2 separate regions of the Mus musculus genome follow, and region 2 is linked to region 1. Evidence: chromatin loops called from intact Hi-C (ENCODE). Cell type or tissue: gastrocnemius. All regions are shown on one strand. Links, peaks and the distances in the headings refer to the core of each region. The heading gives the core; the rest is flanking DNA.

Evidence for each region. Hi-C counts contacts between places; a loop is a spot of excess contacts. Peaks named below come from ENCODE experiments on the same cell type or tissue, not always from the same donor. Only the 100,000 strongest peaks of a DNase experiment are listed, where the experiment ranks them.
Region 2: it touches region 1 in a loop (2.8-fold over the local background); 5 of 42 quality-filtered maps call a loop at or near these places.

What each region holds. Positions count from the first base shown.
Region 1 is chr1:164,314,523-164,320,388 of GRCm38, forward strand. The region is part of intron 3 of Nme7 (NME/NM23 family member 7); the gene reads left to right. Among named protein-coding and RNA genes, the nearest start is that of Nme7, 9.8 kb to the left of the region's middle. In gastrocnemius, for the core only: CTCF peaks have their summits at 964 (motif pointing left) and 2,361 (motif pointing right); DNase peaks (open chromatin) are centred at 949, 2,364 and 2,927.
Region 2 is chr1:165,318,186-165,324,051 of GRCm38, forward strand. It overlaps Gpr161 (G protein-coupled receptor 161), which reads left to right. Exons shown (of 6, transcript NM_001310429.1): 5 at 564-683; 6 at 3,251-5,866. The coding sequence ends at 3,516. Among named protein-coding and RNA genes, the nearest start is that of Gpr161, 25 kb to the left of the region's middle. In gastrocnemius, for the core only: a CTCF peak has its summit at 2,568 (motif pointing left); DNase peaks (open chromatin) are centred at 2,547 and 3,501; H3K4me3 peaks cover 257 bases; H3K27ac peaks cover 408 bases.

The DNA.
Region 1 (5,866 bases), core at 329-5,328:
TTGGAGAGATATACAGTTTTGGGGGGAAAAGGACATGATATGATATCAGGCATTGCTAATCACGAGAAAGGAACCTTGTAAGGCTGCGGAGTGAGGAATACAGGAAGGGCTGGCATTGGATAGTCAGGGAAATCCCTCTCCAGTCCCTCGAGGGAGAATGGGCTGGTCAGAGAGAATCAATCGTCCATGTCCATTGTATGGACTGAGCAGGTTGTGTGTGTATGCGTAAGGACACACACACGTAACAGTAATTAAAAGACGTCATGAATTGGAAAGAGAACAAGGGAGTGCTATGCAGGATGGTTTGGAAGGAGGAGTTTGAAGGGGGAGGTAACGTGATAATATTATAAGGACAAAAATTAAAACAATTACAGGGTGGGTGGGTGGGGCAGCTAGGACAGTGGTTCTCAACCTGTGGGTCCTAACCCCTTTGGCAAACCTTTGTCTTCAAAAATATTTACAGTACAATTCATGACAGTAGCAAAAGTACAGTTATGAAGTAGCAGTGAAAATACTTTTATGGTTGGGGATCAGCACAACATGAGGAACTGTATAGAAGGGTTGTGGCATCAGGAAGGTTGAGTTAGAGCTCAGGGTACAGCCAGGTCAGTCAGACAGAAACCGTAGTGAGGAACGGGGTGGTAGTCGGTGTGAAGAGGAGCTGGACCTGGAGAACTTAGACCAGTGTGGCGTGGCATTGTGACGCTTTAGGAGTGGAGGGGATTTCCGGTTTTCCTAATTCCGATGATTCTGACACTGAGATTGTCACCTAATGCGTAGTAGAGTCACCTAATGCTCTAAATTGTGAATAGCAGTAGGCCCATAAAACAGTAAGCAGGGGACCACCGGATAGATGGCTGCCGGTTAAGAGCACTGGCTGCCCTTCCGGGTGACATGGGTTAATTTGCTAGCCCCACGTGACAGCTGACAACCATCTCTGATTCCAGCTCTGTGGGATCTGACACCCCCTGCTGGTCTCCACAGGCACTGCATGTGCAGCAGAGACATCATGTCGGCAAAACATCCACATATATAAAATAAAGCGAAATACAGTCTCAAAAGTGTAGTGATACGTGGACATATTGAGGATAATAATCATTTCATAGAGGTTGCTTTTTACTTCTGCTGTTATGGTGGTGATGGTGGTGGTGGTGGTATGTGTGTGTGTGTGTGTGTGTGTGTGTGTGTGTGTGTGTTGGTTCTAGTGGAAACTAATTCATATACTTGACTGATATTTTTAAAAAACATGTTCATGATCTCCGAATCTAGTCTAGTCTAGTCCCCAAATTTAAAGATAAGCAAGCTGAGACACGCTTTGAGGCGACGTGCCTCAGGGCGGCGTGCTTGCTGTTTGTCATCCACTGGCTGTGTACACTTCCTGTGTCTACCCAGCTGACCCCGTACTGAATTGGTTCTGGCTTCTCAATGAAGGGAAGGAGTTAAAAGCTGAAAACTAATTTTACACACACACACACACACACACACACACACACACACTCTCTTTCTCTCTCTCTCTCTCTCTCTCTCTCTCTCTCTCTCTCACTAAATCTTTATACCACAAGAAAGTTATTCTTGAGGTAGCTAATAGAACCTTTATTTTTAAGTTGTTTTCCTCTCATATAATAGATTTAGGTGTGAGGGGGCAGGTGAGGAGAGTCATCTGTTATTCACCCTCCATGACGGTAGAGGTTGAGCCTGATAATTAATTTATTAGTGGCTAAAAACCAAGGCTTCAAACTTGCTTGAGAATAACCTGGGGAGATGACCAAAAAAGTCAGTCACTTTGTAATGTGAGGGGTCAGACATTGTTGGCCTGACCTGGCATGAAGATGCTGTAGTAGAACCAGAAGACAGCCTCTTTCTCTTAGGAATTGGAACGGGAGGGAAGCCCGGTGCTCCTCGGAGTTCCTGTCTGCCCGCTGCTGAGTACTTAGCTGGCTGCAGCTCTTTGAGTAGTGATGTCCTGATTTTATGAACACTCAAGGCGATGGTGCAGCTCTAGTGTAGCCCAGGTTGAGGTTTTTACTTTAATTTTTTTAAGTTACAGCTCTGTTTAATTTCTAAAGTGCCATAGGTAGGGTGAAGGTGTTTAACGTTTTCTTTTATTGAATTCTAGCGAATGACTCTGCAGCTTTCTTGTAGCTGTACAGAGAATGACATGTTAGCTTTGTTTTTAAACCTTCAGTTCATAGAAGACAGAGTGAAACATACCATTATTTACAAAAATTTATGACTCACCTGGTGCTGCTTGACTAGACCCTTTACAAGTTTGCTATGATTTAGCTCATAATCGCAGGATTAAATTGGTGAACTGGTTGTGTGACTCAGCTTTGGTGACATGTTGTAACCACAGTGAACACTAGGTGGCGCTCCTCCATCACTGGATGGCATCCTTTTCAGTGCCTCTGAATTTCATTGGTGTTCATATTGATGAGCCACTCAGATGCCACCTTTGTTGAAGTCAGGAATGCACAGAACCACTGATTATGTCTCATAAAGTGAAAGATTAAAAAAATGTGAACGATGAATTCTTCTGTTGGATTAAACCTGAAAATGCTGTTTGTCTTACCAAAAATGTAAGGATTCAACATTAAATAATATCTGAGTTGTGTGAGGCTATCTAGGCAAATGCATGAAAGAAAACTCTGTCCTAATACGTATGTCTTCAGGTAGGCTCTGGCAATCGTGGTATTAACACATGCTGGCATACACAGGCTTTTCTCACTATAGAAGGATGTCTGTGTTCATAGCCTCTCAGTCCCTGTCTGCTTACCATCAACACACCATCTTCTCCAGTCACGAATATTCAAACACCCTTCACTCCTGACAAAAATGCAAACAGAGTCGGGAGTGACTTGCAGCTAATGCCCCGTGGTGATTGTTGCAGCGCATGCCAGTCCACATGTGTGTTTGGCTTCTGCAGCATTTGGCACCTAAGGCTGGGTCTTGCTGTGCTCATTCTTGCAGTGGGCTGGGCAGGGTTCGGGATGAGCTACAGGTGCCCTCGTGTGGCACACATTTCCTAGCCAATGGAAACAGTGCTCTGAGACGAGCACAGCCTTCTCTATGTGCACAGACGTTAGCCCCGTTTGTCAGTGACACTGCTTATCTATGCTGTCAACTCCTAGAGAGAAAAATGAATAGAGTAGTCTAGGAAGGGTTGAACTTGCTAAAAGTGCGGAGGTCAGTTTAAGCACCACAGTGGAGACAGGAGCCCTTCCCAGTGTATCCACGCCTCCTACGCCAGCTTCCTACACCAGCTTCCTACGCCAGCTTCAGGTTGTGGTGCCTTTTTGTTTCTTGAACTCCATCTTCCCCATCATAACTCTATACTTTTTATCTCCCTGGAATATTTTTCTCCTAGGTCTCTACATGACTGGCTTCTCCTTGTCCTGGTATTGTCTTAGAGGGAGACCTTAACTGTCTCTCCTAGTTGGAGGCCGGTTCCTTACCTCTTTTACCTAAAATTTATCACGTATACTTATTCCCTTTCCTTAGAGCATTTATCATGACAAGTATTGTATTGTTTGTTTTTACATTCTATGCAAAGTATGAAGAGAGATAGGAAATGAATAGGTATGGTCTATATTAATAGAGCTCTGTCCATTTTGAATATTCTAAGTGACTGTTGTAGTGTCTGACAAAGAGAAGTCATTAATTTTTTATTAAGCAAATGAAAGAAATAAATTCAACTTTTAAGAATGCCTACCTTTCCCTTTGTGCCTACCGGTGGATACATACTGCTTTTCAAAGTTCTTCATATATTTACTCAAAAAGTATTGTGTTGCATTTTCTACATACTGCAATATACTATACTATACATACATTATACATGTAGTCCTTTCAGATGCAGTCTTGAGCCAAACAGACATTTTAGCAGGGGAAGGAACTCTGCAGTCAACGTCTGTTGCATGAAGACAGTAAGTGCTACAGGGAGAATGGCTGGCTGTTGTGAGCAGTGAGCCCTCCTGGTGGTGGATAGAACTTCAAGGAGGTGGCCAAGGTCTCTCTCATAGAGAAGAAGATGAAAGTGGAGCAGGGTTGGGGAGGAGAAGGAGTGAGCCATGAGATATTGGAGGGAAACATCCCAGGAAGTAGGTAGGAGCAGCGGTGGGAAGGCTCTTGGGTGCATACAAAGGATTATGTGCCTAGGGCAAAGTCCGCAAGAGTGAGCGTCATGGGAGGCCATCGCAGACAGACAGATCTCACAGGCTTTGCTTGAATGGAGACACTTCATACTCGTGTACTAGAAGACTTGATTTTCCAATGGGGTAAATAGACTGAACACAATCCCTGGTAAACTCCCAGAGGCTAATTTTGCAGAAACTGACAAGCCCATTCTGCCTTTGAGATGGTAACATGAAGTACTGAAGTTAGCCGAGGCGGTGTGTATGTGTGTGCATGAGTGGAAGCGAAGAGGCCAGAGGTCAACACTGGGTGTCTGCCTATTTATTTCCCATCTTACCTTCTGAGTTCGTGTCTTTCACTGAACCTGGAATTCACTGAAAGGCTGGGTTGGTTGGCTAGCAAGCCTCAGAGATCTGGCTGCCCATCTCCACCTCCCGTGTGCTAGAATTACAGGTATGTGCCGCCATACCCGGTTCTTTTCCATGTGTGCTAGGCACCAGACTTAGCTTTTCATGCTTGCATGTTAAGTGTTTTACAAACTGAGCTATCTCCTGAGTCCCAGCCAAGATAATTGCTTAAAAGTATGAAATTGGAAGATTTGCCTTTCCTGAATGAAAAAGGTGTAAAGTTTCTGTTTTAGACAGTGTGATGCAGCCCAGGGATAGCTAGGTTTCATGATGAGTGGAACGGAGTTCAGAGCCCAGAGGTAAACTCTTGGCAATAAATTAGTTTTTAACAAAAATGTCAGCACCATTCAGTGAGAAAAAAAGGAGTATTTGCAAGTTATTGCTGGGATAACTGAATATTTGCATTACAAGGATCAATTTAGAGTCTTGCCTTGAGTAGCTCAAAAAAAAAAAAGATCATAGTAAAAGCCCGAATATAAAACCTCAAATCGGAAATCTCTTACAATGAAGCGTAGGTCTACAGCTCTGCAGTATTGTGTCAAGCAAAGCTTTCTCGAATATGACATCAAAACCACAAGTCACCACCATTCCCGTCCCCTTGCCGGTGAAGTGTTCTAGAACGGCAAGTGTGAGCCAGGGGGGCTTCTGGAGCACCGCGCCTAGATCCTAGCTGGACACAGGGAAGGATATCTGCGGGGAGGAAGCAGGATAAGGGCTGAATTACAAAGGTGTGGGCAGATAGAGAAACTGACAAGGAGCTGCAGGCATCAGGAGGAGGGACTGGCAAGAGCAGAGAGCTTATCAGGGTGCAAGAGAACTGCCAGAGACTGGCTAGTGTCTGACAGGAGCTGTGGCTTCAGCGGAGCTCAGCAACTAAACAGAATCTGACTGGGAGCTCGGAATGTAAACATCTCACCCCAGTGTTCTTCCTTGATCCAGCCGTTGTCTCCTCCCAGCAAATCCATGTGAAAGATGGAGCATTAAGTAGTCTGTGGTGAATGAAGTTCATGAAGGTTCCTCCCTGCCCCCAGGTCCCGGGCTGACTGTAGGCATCTGACTGAGGGTCTGGAGGGACGAATGGAAAATGTCCAGCGCATACATTTCCAGGCCTAGTGGTGTGATGGTTAAAGAGAGACATAACATACTCACCCCCAGTATGCATATGACCTTGACAGTTGTAAAGCTCAGACATACTGGTATTTTCTCGGCTATTATATGGTTGAGCTAGAGTCAATTCTGTAATTGAATATTGAATATAAATAGTATATAATTACTTTAGAATTATTGTGCTACATATATTTAGATCCAGCATTTTCGTTTTGTCTCAAATC
Region 2 (5,866 bases), core at 370-5,369, 1.0 Mb after region 1:
GTCTTATTCTGGGGAAGCCGACTGGGGAATGGCAGAGACCGGCCTTTCCCTCCGACCACAGAAGAGGGACACAGGTTGAAGGAACCTCATGACCCAAGGTTCCTAAGACACCATACAATGTGCAGCCCTCTGGGTACCAGAGGAGAGGACAGCCTCAGGGAAGACAGGATTTCTTCTGACTGATGGCCTCATCTAGGTGCCGGCTACAAGTCCTATCCCTATCCTACCAAGGGTTCCTGGACACATGTGCCCTAAGGTAACAGGAAACAGAAGCCAAGGCAGAGGTGGTTGTGTGCAGGAGGGACAACCTCGGGTGACTTGGGTGCTGCTCCTCAGGTGCTGTCCACTAGATTATCTGGTCAGCCGATGGTGTGGCAGCTCCTCCCGTCTGTGAAACCCAGGGATGGATGACACAGCCACGCTGTTTGTAGGGCATCTGCTTCAGGACAGGCAGCTGGACATGCTTTTGGTATTGAAGGCTCGGGGCCAGGGTCATCAGTTATGACAGAGGGAAGAAGAGGCCTTGGTGCTGTAGATACATGTGCATCCTCTGCCTGCCTTAGGGACGGATGTGATGCTGTTGGAAGATGGCACTTCTGAGGACAACCCTCCCCAGCACTGCACTTGCCCACCCAAGAGGAGGAGCTCCGTGACATTTGAGGACGAAGTGGAACAGATCAAAGGTTGGCTTATGGGAGTGTCTCAGTAGACACGTGGGCAAGGAGGGGATCCTAGCCTCATTCTTACCACAGAACGTGCCAAGACTTCATCGCCTCTGCCTCCTTCCCATCACTGCAGCCCCACTAGGGATACTTGAGGCATCTGACTCATAGCAAGCAGCATCCAAGGTGGGACAAATGCAGCTGTAGACACACACACACACACACACACACACACACGTACACACGTATACAGTCACACATACAGACACACACACACACACACACACACGTACACACGTATACAGTCACACATACAGACACATACAAACACACACAGTCACATACACAGGTACACATACACAAACACACACAGATACACTCACAGCAGATACCATGAACACACACACAGCACAGACACATTGCACACATACATACACAGATACACACAGAGACATATACACACAACCATGCACAGTCGCATACATATATACACGCACAGACACATACATGTAGTCACACACTCACACACATAGACACACAGTCTCACACACAAACACACTCAGACACACTGTCTTAGGGTTTCTATTCCTGCACAAACATCATAACCAAGAAGCAGTTGGGGAGGAAAGGGTTTATTCAGCTTACATTTCCACATTGCTATTCATCACTAATGGAAGTCGGGACTGGAACTCAAGCAGGTCAGGAAGCAGGAGCTGATGCAGAGGCCATGGAGGGATGCTCCTTACTGGCTTGCTTCCCCTGGCTTGCTCAGACTGCTTTCTTATAGAACACAAGACTACCAGCCCAGAGATGGCACTACCTACAAGGGGACCTCCCTGCTTGATCACTAATTGAGAAAATGCTTTACAGCTGGATCTCGTGGAGGCAGTTCCCCAATTGAAGCTCCTTTCTCTGTGATAACTCCAGCCTGTGTCAAGATGACACAAAACTAGCCAGTACACACACAGTCACATATGCATATACACACATACACATAGACACAGTCACAAATACACATACACGTGTACACACACACAAACTCACACATAGACACACACATAAAGAGCAGATTCCATGAACACACAGCAAGGACATACCTACACACACATACATACACAGGCACACACACAGTTATGGACACACACATGCAGACAAACACACACACAGATACACACAGAGACAGTGACAGGGAGACAGAGAGAGAACTCAAAACAATTCCCAGCTTTCTCAGGAACTAGCCTGACTGGATGAAATAGTTTCCGTGCCCCCTAGTCCACAGTAGTTGCTCCCCTTTATGGATAGTATCCAGTTATAAATCTGATCCTGTCCTCTTAGCCCGTCCCCTCTGACGGACAGTGGAAATATGGCCCTGTGAGTGCAGGCCAAGCTGCCATCCTGATGAATGGCCCTGGAACCTGCAGGGACCGGAGCCCACTGACTGGGCTTTCCTGCTTATCTGTTAACACAGAGCATCCTGGATGCTTAGGGACCTGGGGCTAGTTTCCACTCCAGACAAGCCAAGGGGAGCCACTCCTGTGTAGGAAGGAGTCTCTTTTTCTCCTGTCTCCAAGTGAGAATAGCCACTGGTATAAGGAACCTTGAGTCTGCTGGAGCCAGGGGCTCTAAGGTGTAAATGCTGAGTATGCAAATGAGCCTCCCTCTGCCCTGCTCCACTCCCTTGCAGCGTGAGGGGAGAGGTGGGAGAGGAGCTCAGAGAGGATGGTAAGTAAGTATCTACTTTTCTGGCAAAGCAGATTCAATACAGAGCTAGCCAGCAGCTTTGAGAGTTTACATTCCCCTTCTACTGGACAACAAGTCCATCTCCTTCCCAGACCTCTCACGCCGATCCCAGCCTGCCCCTTTGTGTCCTACGGGTGGGCTGGAAGCGCCCTCTGCTGGTTGGGTGCTGAGAGCAAGGTGCTAGAGCAGGGGATGACAGTTATGCTGTGTAGGGAGCAAACTAGTGCTGCTAAGGTCTCCACTTCCTTCCTGGAGAGTGGGGCACAAACTGCCTGTTCTCCAGAAAACATAAGGGGAGAAGGTCCCCTAGAGACCCCGAGAGCTTAGGCAGTACGGTCTGTGACCCAGTGCTCAGGTTTGGTCATTAGGCGCCACCTCTGTCCCTCTTTTCCATTCAGTGTAGTGTCACGGCTCCTAATCCTTCCCAGGATGGTGGAATTGTTGACATCGCTTCTAAATGTGAGGCTTTCTACAGTGAAGGAGCCTCTGAGGGAAATGGAGAGGAGACATGGCCTTTGAGTCTGTGCAAGCTTACAGCCTAGGCTGTTGAACCCAGGAGCTACAAGAGGAAAATTCTATTGAAGACGTAAAAGCTAAAACATTTAGGGTAGAATTTACTCATTCACAGTAACCGTGTGAATCTTTTCTCTTTAGAGTCAAGGAAACTAAACTAGAAAATGTCTGGCCTTTCTCAGGATGTAAATTGTGTGAAGTCCAAGATTTTAGCCTGGGGACTCTGATGTCAAAATCCATACCTGTAATCTTCGCTTGTCCGCTCTCTCTGGAGTAGCAAGCCAGCAGAGACCATATCCCTTTTCGCTAACCTTCCTTTCTGCCTTCTCCCACAGAGGCCGCCAAGAACTCTCTTCTTCATGTGAAAGCTGAAGTACACAAATCCTTGGACAGTTACGCAGCCAGCTTGGCTAAAGCCATTGAGGCTGAAGCCAAAATCAACTTATTTGGGGAGGAGGCTCTGCCAGGGGTCTTGTTCACAGCACGGACCGTCCCAGGGGCTGGCTTTGGGGGCCGTCGAGGCAGCAGAACTCTTGTGAATCAGAGGCTGCAGCTACAGAGCATCAAAGAAGGCAATGTCTTAGCTGCAGAACAGAGATGAAAGCTTCAGAGGGGAGCGGGGCCGCAGCGGAGCTACCGGGACTGGTGCCTGTGCCAAGACCCTGGAACATGTCACCACTCAGAGAGGGCCAGACGCCGGGAAGGAAACATCTGGTATGCAGCCAGGAGGATTGAAAATACTGTCTCCAGTCTCTGACTTCAGTTGTCTTCTGTAAAGCACATGTGGGCTGCTTCAGGGCTCCTGGGATGGAACGAGGCTTCGAAAGCACACGTTAGAAGCAGATGGAGATGTGGCTGGGGCATCAGGAGGACTAGAGATGGTGGATGTGAAAGGGAAGCCACCATGTGGCTCTTGTCTTCAATGGTATCCAGCTGCTTTAGCTGTCCCTGGTCTCAGTGAGGCCTCTAGAGGCAATCCCTACTCCGTGCCCCTCATGGGGACAGAACGGCTCACCCTAGCACTGTCAGACCATCTGGGGGCTCTGTGTAGTTGATCCAGGAAGCGTGGGACCACAAGTACTAGACTAAATGCAAAAACAGTCCAGAGAGCATCCGAGTAGAGCACCCCACATAGACACCCCATATCTATTGCCCTAGTTAGGACTTGCTCTTGGGTAGCACCTGCTGCTGGCCAATAGAAACAGCCCACAGGCCACCCAAGATGTGGCCACCCCACCCACTTCCTTGTTGACAGATTTTTATTATTACTATTATTATTTGAAAAGAAGGGAGAAACCACTATGAAAGACAAGGGCGAATACCAAGCACTTCATTTCCAGAATAATAAAACCAGGAGGTTAGGGCATATCACTAAGCCTGGGACTTGAGGTCATACGCAGATGAGGGGAACTTGGGGGGAAATCCCTCACACGGGAGATATAGGAGATGCTAGAGTGACTGGCAAACATAGCTGGCCTCACTTTCCAGAGGCAATTGTGACTGTCATAGCAAGTTTGGGGGCTGGCACAAAGGTAGAAAGGGCACTGGACCCGAGTTCATAGCCTGGGTTCTTGACCCAGCTTGGCTTTTGTCTGCACATCATCTGGGACATCCTGTCCCATCACTAGGCCATTTGGAGAAAAGAAAGGTGTGGGGAGTTGGAACAAGTAGCCTCCAAGGTAATTCCAGCTCTGACTTTTGATGGCTTCTGAATCTGCAATTTAAGAGATGGGGACAAACTGAACATGACTGGTGGGTGACCTAGGATCTGTATACTTTTGAGGGTGTGCCCAGTGAGTACAGGAAGAGCACCTGCATGCTCTGGCCCTCACGTCTGTCTTTGTGTTATTTGTTTGGCCGTCTAGGGCAGTCCTAACTGCCGACTACTGAGCCGTGGGTATGAAGAGGGTGCCACAGCTGAGGCAGATGTGGGACAGTGGGTGGGGTTTGTTGCCTTGGACTCCTCTTGCTCTTTGAGCTAGAACAAGTTTGGGCTTTGAGTGCTTGCTGTGGGGGTTCTGTAAGATGATCTTTTCTGCTGCTCTTAAGCCTGGGTGCTTTAGATAAGCGAAGCGATGAGCAGGGCTGTCCACCACACAGAGCAGAGGAAGTCTAAGACCTCGCCATATCTGCCACGAGGCAGCTAATTGAGTGGTTTACTTTTCAAATGTTTCCTGTGGGCTGCCCAGTTCCTGGAGTGACCAGTGCCTGTGGTTCCTGAGGCTTGGCTTGAGCCTTTGGGTGCTTGATTTTGTCACCTACTCCAGGTCACCGGTGCAGGGGAGTGGCAGGGAGGACGGGTCCTGCATTCCTTGCGGCGCCTGTCTTCTCTGTGTATTCTGTTTTCCTTTTCTAGTACTCACCCGGTGTCTTGAGGGACCCTTTTCCCAATTACCTAGTATGCACCGAAGTGGAGCACGCTCCCTAGGTGCGGGTTGTCAGTTAGTACAATGGATTGGCTTAAGACTCAAAGGGTAGAGAGCGCTTTTCTTACTGCCCTGGGCTAGCCTTTATGGAAAGGATGCTGAGGCCTCTGAACCCTATTGGCTGACCCCAGGAGTCTCCAGTATTCCAGAAGTGATGTGACCTCCCTTTTAAAGGATTTGAAGCCTACTCATCTGCCTAACACTGTGGATCTGCCGGCACCTCACCAAGCACCAGTGTTGACCACAAAGGAGAGCGCGGGTGTCCAGACGCTGATGCTGTGGGGAATGTAGAGCGTTAGCAGTGGTGGCAGAGCTGTGGCTACTCGGGGTCTGAGTATTCCGGCTAGGGTGCTATGGTTGAGCCAGTGAAGCAGGTGACCATCTGGACTGCGTCTTGGGGGGATTTGGGGGCCAGAGCCATTGGTTTTGCATATTCAGGGTTTGCCCAAGTGAGCTAGAGAGAAGTGGGGTGGGGTGGGGAGAGGGGGAGAGGTCTTTCCATATAGCCTCTTGTGTCCTCTCTGG